2 separate regions of the Homo sapiens genome follow, and region 1 is linked to region 2. Evidence: read pairs that join two places in POLR2A ChIA-PET (ENCODE). Cell type or tissue: PC-9. All regions are shown on one strand. Each heading gives the region's core, and the rest is flanking DNA. Links, peaks and the distances in the headings are about the cores only. Region 1 overlaps OGDH (oxoglutarate dehydrogenase). Region 2 has its middle 12 kb from the start of PPIA.

Evidence for each region. Peaks named below come from ENCODE experiments on the same cell type or tissue, not always from the same donor. Only the 100,000 strongest peaks of a DNase experiment are listed, where the experiment ranks them.
Region 1: POLR2A ChIA-PET joins it to region 2 with 9 read pairs; 23 of 35 experiments call an interaction of 5 or more read pairs at or near these places.

The regions. Positions count from the first base shown.
Region 1 is chr7:44,612,141-44,617,514 of GRCh38, reverse strand. The region is part of intron 1 of OGDH (oxoglutarate dehydrogenase); the gene reads right to left. Among named protein-coding and RNA genes, the nearest start is that of OGDH, 8.2 kb to the right of the region's middle. In PC-9, for the core only: no CTCF peak of the experiment used is centred there; no DNase peak of the experiment used is centred there; H3K27ac peaks cover 2,824 bases.
Region 2 is chr7:44,781,692-44,787,065 of GRCh38, reverse strand. No RefSeq gene overlaps it. Among named protein-coding and RNA genes, the nearest start is that of PPIA, 12 kb to the left of the region's middle. RefSeq lists an enhancer at 1-256. In PC-9, for the core only: no CTCF peak of the experiment used is centred there; no DNase peak of the experiment used is centred there.

The DNA.
Region 1 (5,374 bases), core at 157-5,156, 170 kb after region 2:
GGAAGTAGTGAGGATTACTTTTAAACTGTAAAGTTTTTTTTCATTGCTAGATGGAAACAATTGTTGAGCCTGCAGGTACAGAGACCGTGTGACACCAAGTCACTGTGTGAGCTTTCCTGGGCCAACAGAGACCACGTGACACCAAGTCACTGTGTGAGCTTTCCTGGGCCATAAAGTGGAGACAGTAATTACTCCTAACCCCCTCATAATGTCTTTTTGTAATTGTAACACAAATATGAAAGCACTTTGAAAACTTGAAGGTATATCTATGACTAAAGAAATGGTTGGGTATGGTGGTTCATGCCTGTAATCCCAGCACTTTGGGAGGTCGAGGTGGGTGGATCACCTGAGATCAGGAGTTTGAGACCAGCCTGGCCAACATGCTGAAACCCCGCCTCTACTAAAACTACAAAAAAATTAGCTGTGCATTGTGGCGGGTGCCTGTAGTCCAGCTACTTGGGAGGCTGAGGCAGGAGAATTGCTTGAACCCGGGAGGTGGTTACTGTGAGCCGAGATCGCGCCACTGCACTCCAGCCTGGACGACAGAGTGAGACTCCAGAGCTCCGAAAGGAGTCTCGCTCTGTCGTCCAGGATGGAGTGCAGTGGCGCGATCTCGGCTCACATATATACATATATATATACGTATATATATATGTGTATATATATACACGTATATGTGTATATATACACATATATACGTATATATGCATATATATACACATATATATATGCATATACACATATACGTGTATATATATACACATATACACTTATATACGTATATATGTGTATATATACATAAACATGTGTGTATATATATACATATACATATGTGTATATATACGTATATACGTATATATATGTGTATATATACATAAACATGTGTATATATATATACATATATATATGTAGCCTAGGAAAAAAGGCAAACTAGTGATATAAAAAGTTCAAGTTTCCAAGATATTTAAACCTAAACATTAGCTAATTTGGAGTGGCGGTCAACTGGTAACTTCCAAAACATTAGTAGGCTGTCTCCATCATTTAGCACAGAAGCCTATTTAGCTCACCAATCATGGGTGGTCACCACTGGTAGGGACTGACACCTCCCTGATCAGATCCCTGAGTACGCTTCAGTATATAGGTCTGAAGACTGTTCTGCCCTTTCCCTGAGACGTGGCCCCACAGCATCTGAGATGCCCATGACTGATGTGGTATAAACAGGTTGACTGGGGAGGGTGTAGATAAATAGGCACTTTTAAAAGGTATTGATAGAGTGTAAATTATTAAATCTTTATGGAAAGCAGGACAATTTTTCAACATCTCATTAAAGCATATATAAAACGTGTTTCCTGCTAAATATAGCTAAAAACATGAGGCGTTACATTTAAGACAAAACAAGACTGTGAAAGGTGGAGAGAAGGAAGCAGACTGGCTAGGAACCAGAGGACCCAAAGAAAGAGCATTGAGGTTTTTTTTTTTTTTCTTTCTGTCAGGGTCTTGCTCTGTTGCCCAGGCTGGAGTGCAGTGGTGTGATCTCGGCTCACTGCAGCCTGGACCTCCCAGGCTCAAGTGATTCTCCCACCTCAGTCCCCCAAGTAGCTGAGACTACTACAGGCGCACATCACCATGCCTGGCTAATTTTTGTATTTTTTATAGAGACAGTTTTGCCATGTTGGCCAGGGTGGCCTCGAACTCCTGACCTCAAGTGTCAGACTCCCAAAGTGCTAGGATTACAGGTATGAGCCACCACACCCAGCCGAGCACTGAGTTCTTGATTTTCTTTATGCTTCATGTGTTTCAGACCTGGGTACTCGAGAAGCCTACAACCCAGAAATGCCAACAGGTGTAGACAAAGAAAACTACAAACAGAAACCTGTTCTCTCTAGCCAAAGGACCAGGAAAAGAGCAGCAAGATGGAAAACTTTTAAAGTTTTAAACAACAATTGCTCTACTGCGGCCAAATTCCACAGGAAATATCCTCACTCCACTCAGCTGGTGTCAGAATAGGGACCAGGGACTTTCATCCCCACCTGGTGAATAATGAGCCCTTCCAACTCACTCCCTGATAAGATAGTGGAGACCAGGTAGGGAGTCTGGATTTCAATCCCATCCAGCAGTAATGAAGCAGCACCCCTCCCTTCCCAGGCAGGGTGATGTCACCAAGGCCTAATGGGGAACTCTTACAGTCATACAGCAATAACAAGGAATCCCTCCCCCCAGACACCGCACCAGCAACAGTGAGGAAGCAGCCCCTCCCTGCCCCAGCAGAGGAAGCCTGCATTGCTTAGAGATTTAAACAAGATCAAGAGTCCATAACATAACACCCAGAATGTCCAGGTTGCAAGTCAAAGATCACTCTTTACACCAAGGGCCAGGATAATCTTGTCCGGGCATGGTGGCTCATACCTGTAATCCCAGCACTTTGGGAGGCTGAGGTAGGTGTTATCACTTGAGGTCAGGAATTCAAGACCAGCCTGGCCAACATGGTGAAGCCCTATCTTTACAAAAATACAAAAATTAGCCTGGCATGGTGGCACATGCCTGTAATCCCAGCTACTTGGGAGGCTGAGGCAGGAGAATCGCTTGAACCCAGGAGGTTGCAGTGAGCTGAGATCGCGCCACTGCACTCCAGCCTGGGCGACAGAGCGAGACTTCATCTCAAAAAAAAAAAAAAAAAAAAGAACCAAAAGAACCGGGATAATTTCAAACAAAAAAAGACAATCTATAGACACCAATACCAAGATGACGTAGACTTACAATTATCTGACAAAGATTCTAAAAGAGGCATCCTCAAAATGCTTCCACGAGCAACTATGAACATGCTTGAAACAAATGAAAAATAAAGTTTCAGCAAAGAGAAGATGTAGAGAACAAAACAGACATTTCAGAACTGAAAAATGCACTAAGCAAAAGAAAAAAGCTTTAGCATGGGTTAAAGGGCAGAATAAAGACAGAGGAAATCAGTGAACTTGAAGACAGAACAAGGCCTCAGGGAAATAACAAAAGATCTAATATTAATGTCATTGGAGTCCCTGATGAAGGCAGAAGGAGGGGCTGGAAAAGCATTCAAAGAAATAATGGCTACAAATCTCCCAAATCTGGCAAAAGGCATAAAGAACCCCGTGAAGAATAAACCCAAATAAATGCACACCAAGACACATCATAAACAAATTCAGAAAACTCAATACAAAAAACAAACAAACAAAAAAAACAAAAAAAACCAAAACCTTGAAGGCAGCCAGAGAGAAATGGTGCATTATACACAAGAAAAAAAAAAAAAAAGGCCTGTAATCCCAGCACTTTGGGAGGCTGAGGTGAAAGGATAGCTTGCCTAGGGGTTTGAGACCAGCCTTGGCAACAGAGCAAGACCCTATATCTACAAAAAATAAAAATTTTAAAAAGACAGCTAGGCCAGGTGCCGTGGCTCATGCCTGTAATCCCAGCACTTTGGGAGGCCGAGGCGAGCGGATGGCCCGAGTTTGGGAGTTTCAGACCAGCCTGACCAACATGGAGAAACCCCGTCTCAACTAAAAATACAAAATTAGCTGGGAGTGGCAGCACATACCTGTAATCCCAGCTACTCGGGAGGCTGAGGCAGGAGAATCACTTGAACCTGAGAGGTGGAGGTTGCAGTGAGCTGAGATCACGCCATGGCACTCCAGCCTGTGCAACAACAGCAAAATGCCATCTTCAAAAAAAAAAAAAAAAAAAAGCCAGGTGGCTGGGCCCAGTGGCTCACACCTGTTATCCCAGCACTTTGGGAGGCCGATGTGGGCAGATGACTTGAGGTCAGGAGTTTGAGAACGGCCTGGCCAACATGGTGAAACCCCATCTCGACTAAAAATATAAAAATTATAGCCGGGCGTGGTGGCTCACGCCTGTAATCCCAGCACTTTGGGAGGCCGAGACGGGTGGATCACGAGGCCAGGAGATTGAGACCATCCTGGCTAACACGGTGAAACCCCATCTCTACTAAAAATACAAAAAATTAGCCAGGCATGGTGGTGGGCGCCTATAGTCCCAGCTACTCGGGAGACTGAGCAGAAGAATGGCGTGAACCTGGGTGGCAGAGCTTGCGGTGAGCCAAGATCGCATCACTGCACTCCAGCCTGGGTGACAGAGTGAGACTCCGTCTCAAAACAAACAAACAAACAAATAAACAAACAAACAAAACAGCCAGGTGTGGTGGCGGGTGCCTATAGTCCCAGTTACTCAGGAGGCCGAGGTGAGAGAATAACATGAATCTGGGAGGCAGAGGTTGCAGTGAGCCGAGATCACAACACTGCATTCCAGCCTGGGCGACAAAGTGAGACTGTCTCAAAAAACAAAAACAAAAACAAGCCAGGCGCAGTGGCTCATGCCTGTAATCCCAGCACTTTGGGAGGCAGAGGCAAGTGGATCACGAGGTCAGGAGATCGAGACCATCCTGGCTAACATGGTGAAACCCTGTCTCTACTAAAAATACAAAAAAATTACGTTGGTGGCACGTGCCTGTAGTCCCAGCTACTCAGGAGGCTGAGGCAGGAGAATTGCTTGAACCCAGGAGGCGGAGGTTGCAGTGAGCCGAGATCGCGCCACTGCACTCCAGCCTGGGCGACAGAGTGACACTCCGTCTCAAAAAAAAGAAAAGAAAAGAAAAGAAAAGAAAAAAAACAGCCAGGCGTGGTGGTACGTGCCTGCAGTCCCAGCTACTCAGGAGGCTGAAGTAGCAAGATTGCTTGAGCCTGGAAGTAGAGGCTGCAGTGAGCTGTGATAATGCCACTCTACTCCAGCCTGGGTGACAGAGTAAGACCCTGCCTCAAAAATAATAAATAAGTATAATGAAGAAAGGTGGCCAGGCGTGGTGGCTCACGCCTGTAATCCTAGCACTTTGGGAGGCCGAGGCGAGTGGATCATGAGATCAGGAGTTCAAGACCAGCCTGGCCAACATGGTGAAACCCCATCTCTACTAAAAATAAAAAAAATTAGCAGGGTGTGGTGGTGCATGCCTGTAGTCCCACCTACTCGGGGGTCTGAGGCAGGAGAATCGCTTGAACCCAGGATGCAGAGGTTGCAGTGAGCCGAGATCATGCCCATTGCACTCCAGCCTGGGCAACAGAGTAAGACTCCGTCACAAGAAAAAAAAAAGAAAGGCAAAAGAACTAGATTAGCTGAAACAATTTTGAAAAAGAAGTGAGAGAAATCAATCTATCCGATTTTGAGACTTCTTATGAGCTACAATAATAAAAACTCTCGGTATTGGTGATGGGATAGACACAAAGATCAATGGAATGCAACAGAGAATCAGAAACAGAGTCACACAAGTACAGCCAAGTGATTTCTGACGAAAGTGCAAAAGCAATTCAATGGAAGAAAAACAGTCTTCTCAAACAAA
Region 2 (5,374 bases), core at 67-5,066:
AAGTCTTCAGTTAGTAAACACAGAATCCTAGAAAGTGTTAGTTGCTGTTATTAATGGTCATTGGGTTTTTTTATTTAGTTTTGTTTTGTTTTTTGAGACGGTGTCTCCCTCTTGTTGCCAAGGCTGGAGTGCAATGGCACGATCTCTGCTCACTGCAACCTCTGCCTCCCAGGTTCAAGTGATTCTGCTGCCTCAGCCTTCCGAGTAGCAGGAATTACAGGTGCCCGCCACCATGCCCAGCTAATTTTTTGTACTTCTAATAGAGACAGGGTTTCGCCACGTTGGCCAAGCTGGTCTCAAACTCCTGACCACAGGTGATCCACCCACCTCAGCCTCCCAAAGTGCTGGGATTACAGGTGTGAGCCACTGCACCTGGCCCTAATGGTTGGTCATTGTTAAATTCTCACAGCAGTCCTTTGAATATTTATTTATTTTTTTATTTATATTCTTATTTTTTGAGACGGAATTTCACTGTTGTTGTCCAAGCTGGAATGCAATGGCACGATCTTGGCTCACTGCAACCTCCGCCTCCCGGGTTCAAGCGATTCTCCTTCCTCAGCCTCCTGAGTAGCAGGGATTATAGGCATGCGCCACTATGCCCAACTAATTTTGTATTTTTAGTAGAGACAGGGTTTCTCCACGTTGGCCAGCCTGTTCTCGAACTCCCAACCTCAGGTGATCCGCCTGCCTCGGCCTCCCAAAGTGCTGAGATTACAGGTATGAGCCACCGCACCCGACCTTATTTATTTATTTATTTTTGAGACAGAGTCTCGTTCTGTTGCCCAGGCTGGAGTGCAGTGGTGTGATCTTGGCTCACTGCAACCTCCGCCTCCTGGGTTCAAGCAATTCTCCTGCTTCAGCCTCCCAAGTAGCTGGGATTACAGGCACATGCCACCACACCCAGCTAATTTTTGTATTTTTAGTAAAGACAGGGTTTTACCATGTTGAAAACCGTTGGCCAGGCCAGGTGTGGTGGCTCACGCCTGTAATCCCAGCACTTTGGGAGGCCGAGGCGGGTGGATCACAAGGTCAGGAGATCGAGACCATCCTGGCTAACACGGTGAAACCCTATCTTTACTAAAAATACAAAAAATTAGCCAGGCGTGGTGGCGGGTGCCTGTAGTCCCAGCTACTCGGGAGGCTGAGCAGGAGAATGGCGTGAACCCGGGAGGCAGAGTTTGCAGTGAGCCGAGATAGCGCCACTGCACTCCAGCCTGGGCGACAGAGCGAGACTCCGTCTCAAAAAAAAAAAAAAAACCATTGACCAGGCTGGTCTCGAACTCCTGACGTCAGGTGATCCACCCACTTCAGCCTCCCAAAGTGCTGGGATTACAGGCGTGAGCCACCGCGCTCAGCCTAAATATTTATTTTTACTATTGTTATTCTTTTTTTCTGAGACAGAGTCTTACTCTGTCGCCCAGGTTGGAGTGCAGTGGCACAATCTTGGCTCACTGCAGCCTCCACCTCCCAGGCTCAAGTGATCCTCCTGCCTCAGCCTCCCAAGTAGGTTGGACTACAGGTGTGTGCCACTATGCCCAGCTAATTTTTGCATTTTTAGTAGAGACAGGGTTTCACCATGTTGCCCTGGCTTGTCTCAAACTCCTGGGCTCAAGCAATCCACCCGCCTCAGCCTCCCAAAGTGCTGTGATTACAGGCATGAGTCACCACACTCGGACTCTCCTGATTTTTTTTGAGTGCACAGTTTGTGTTCATTTGGCCATGTCCTGTATTCAACTGCGCAATAACTCAAATTTAGCTCTGGTATGGGTTTGGGTCCTACCACCAAATGTAAGGTCAACATTTCCCACAAGGCCCAGTTCTCCAGGTTCCTGGGGTGATTTTGGTCCCTGAGGTGATCATCTTGGCTTCTGATGCCAAAGGCAGAATTGCAGGAGGTGAGGATGAAGCAGGAGGGAAAACAGCGGCAGCTGAAGATGAACCCTCTGCCCAGGGCCAGAGCAAAATGAAATGTGGGGCTCCTCATCCAAAAATTAACAAGAATTGAATTTCAAGACTGTAACAGCAAAGCATTAAACCAAACACGAAGCCCTTCTGAGCATGGGGTCTGTGCAGCTGCACACTCACACCCAGGACGTTGGCCTTGCCACTGCAGTCAACCTCTAGGTGCACCAGATGCAAGAGAGTTTGTACCCACTCACCCACTCTTTCCCAAGAGCCATCGCCCACTGCTCAAGGGGGAGAGTGGAGGCCAGTCCAGAGACCGAAGAAGCCTACGTGAGGTACAGATGCTGGAGTCTGAAGGTGGAGAAGGAGTGCTGAGAGGAGCCCTCCTAACACAAGGGGCCTTGCAGTGAGAGCCTGAGAGTGCCCCTGGGGAGGGGCATGAGTGAGACCTGGGGGCAGAGCCAGAGTTCTAGTGGGAACTTGCTGGACATGTCCTACACTGGCCACCATGGGGGCTGTGACAAGAGAACTGAGGCCTGTCAGGGTGAGTACATTCTGCAAGCAAGGAGCAGTGTGAGAAACACCACAGGTGTTCCCAGGGGTTGCACTGATTGCCAGGCAGCAGCCATCTCTCATTGGAGAGGGAAGGGAGAGCAGCAGCAGGCTACCCTGCTAGGGTGCAGGTGCACAGGGCTGACTGCAACAAACCCTGCAAACACGGAGATGCCAAACCAATAAAGGAAGGTGTCTGCCCTCAAATAATGTGAAGCCTTTGGTGAACTGAATTCCACAGCAAAGTCCAGACCCAGCTCCCTGAAGACTAGATGGGCTTGACCCCAACACTAACAGCCTGCCAGAGGAAGGTGTATGCAATTCTCCAAGCAGAACTGCTATTTACTTCAGTCTCTGCTATTCCTTTTTTTTTTTTTTGAGATGGAGTCTCACTGTGCTGCCCAAGCTAGAGTGCAGTGGTATAATCTCGGCTCACTGCAACCTTGGCCTCCCAGGATTAAGCAATTCTTCTGCCTCAGTCTCTCAAGTAGCTGGGACTACAGGTGTTTGCCACCACACCCGGCTAAGTTTTGTATTTTTTAGTAGAGACAGGGGTTCACCATATTGGCCAGGCTGGTCTTGAACTCCTGACCTCACGTGATCTGCCTGCCTCTGCCTCCCAAAGTGCTGGGATTACAGGTGTGAGCCACCACGCCTGGCCTCTGATATTCTTTTACACACAAGGTCTAGCATTTAATGACAAATTCTTCAGCCTGGCTGCCTTCAAACTGGGTCATCAACTCTTTCCTGCCTTCAGATTGAAACTGAAACATTTGTCCTCCCCATGTCTTCAGCTTGCTGGCCTTTGGACTGGAACTCATGCCTTCTGCTCTCCTGGGTCTCCAGCTTGCTAGCTCACCCTATAGATCCCTATATATTCTCTTTGTCTGGAGAACCCTAATCCAGACACCCCAAAAAACAAGATAATGTGATCCATCATTCAGAGAGGCAACAGTCAATAGAAGCAGATCCAGAGATGGCCTACATTCTCAGAGAGACATTGGCCATGAGAAATGTTTAACAGGATGCAGTGCAAAGAGTGTACAACATGCATGAAAAGGGGGGAGCCTGTTTGCCTGTTTGCCATGTGTGGATGCAGTGAGAAGGCACTGCCTCTATGAGGATACTCACTGATCTACAATGGGCATGATCCTTAGAAAAGCAGAGCTGATATGGCTGGGCACAGTGGCTCACACCTGTGATTAAAGCACTTTGGGAAGCGGAGGCAGTCAGATCACAAGGTCAGGAGATGAAGACCATCCTGGCTAACATGATGAAGCCCTGTCTCTGCTAAAAATACAAAAAAAAAAAAATTAGCCGGGCATGGTGGCCTGTGCCTGTAGTCCCAGCTACTCAGGAGGCTGAGGCAGGAGAATCGCTTGAACACAGGAGGCAGAGGTTGCAGTGAGCAAAGATCACACCACTGTGCTCCAGCCTGGGCGACAGAGCAAGACTCCGTCTCAAAAAAAAAAAAAAAAAAAGAAAAGAAAAAAAGATAAAGCAGAGCTGATATCCCCCTGGAGCCACAAATGTTCACCACGGGTTATGAGTGTGTTTCTGGGTGGTTGGGACAAGTTGGGCCAGCATATCATCTGGTGAGACCCGATTCAGAACCAAGAACCCTGTCTAAGCCTTACTTGGAATTCCAGAGAGGCGCCCTGGCTCTTGGGGGTGTCCTTCAGGCCTGGCTATTCCCGAAAGGCTGGGGCTGCAAAGCGGTAGCAGTTGCCTCCTGGCCTCTAGCAGTTGCTCTCCCTGCTTGGACCCCTCTGCCATCTGCCCTCACTGCTTCATTTGATTCATTTATTGGTGTTTGACAGGCAAAGTTCTATGTTACCTGCTGTTTCACTGGAGCTCAAGACAAGTTCCTGAGACAAGATTCAAACTCAACAAATGTCTCCCTTTCCTTTCCTTACCTTGGGCTGGGCTCATTGTGTTGGTCTCCCAGCTACCATCAGCCCTGTCCAGCAAGGCCCTCAGCTGAATCATCATTGATTCTTGGCTGGGAGAACACACTGGGCCATGGCTCACACCTCTCCCAGAGGTGCTGAATGTAACTCTTCTCTGACTTGGGGTAAAGCGAAACCTGAGGTTCCCCATTCCCTAAAAGGTCTCTCTCTTCTGATTGCAGTGGAAATCTCCATGGGTCCCTTCCCTCCTTAGTCCTATCCAACTGCCAATGGAGACTCACAGCAGGGATGCCATAGATGAATCCCCCAAACCCCATCCCACAACAAAACAGTGATTAGGGGAAATAACCCTACTCCAGCCAGTTAACCAGAAAGCATCCCTCCGAGACAGTCAGTGTGAGTGGCCTGGTCAGGCTGGGAGGGAAGGGGTGTCCTGCTGTACAATTTGTTTTCACATTTCAAACCTCTGTTCATTCAGTGGATATGTATGAGCCTGGGTACACCTTCCTGCTTCCTCCAAAGCCTGGTGCCGGCAGGCTGAGAGAGGGGGCGCCCCTCTCTGAAGTGCCAATCCTGCTCTGAGACTCAGGGTAGGGGTGTGTAAAAAAACACAGGGTGCCAGGTGTGGTGGCTCACATCTCCCAGCACTTTGGGAGGCCAAGGCAGGCGGATCACGAGGTCAGGAGATCGAGACCATCCTGGCTAACACAGCAAAACCCCGGCTCTCCAAAAAATACAAAAAATTAGCCGGGTGTGGTGGCATGCACCTGTAGTCCCAGCTACTCGGGAGGCTGAGGCAGGAGAATTGCTTGAACCTGGGAGGCGGAGGTTGCAGTGAGCCGAGATTGCCCCATGGGGGACAAGAGCGAGGCTTCGTCTCAAACAACAACAACAACAACAACAAAACACAAGGCATCTAAACACAGGAAATAACAATGAAGAGTCAGTGATCACATGGATGGATGCCTATGCCTTCTGACAGATCGGCAGCACTGCTCTCTGTTTTT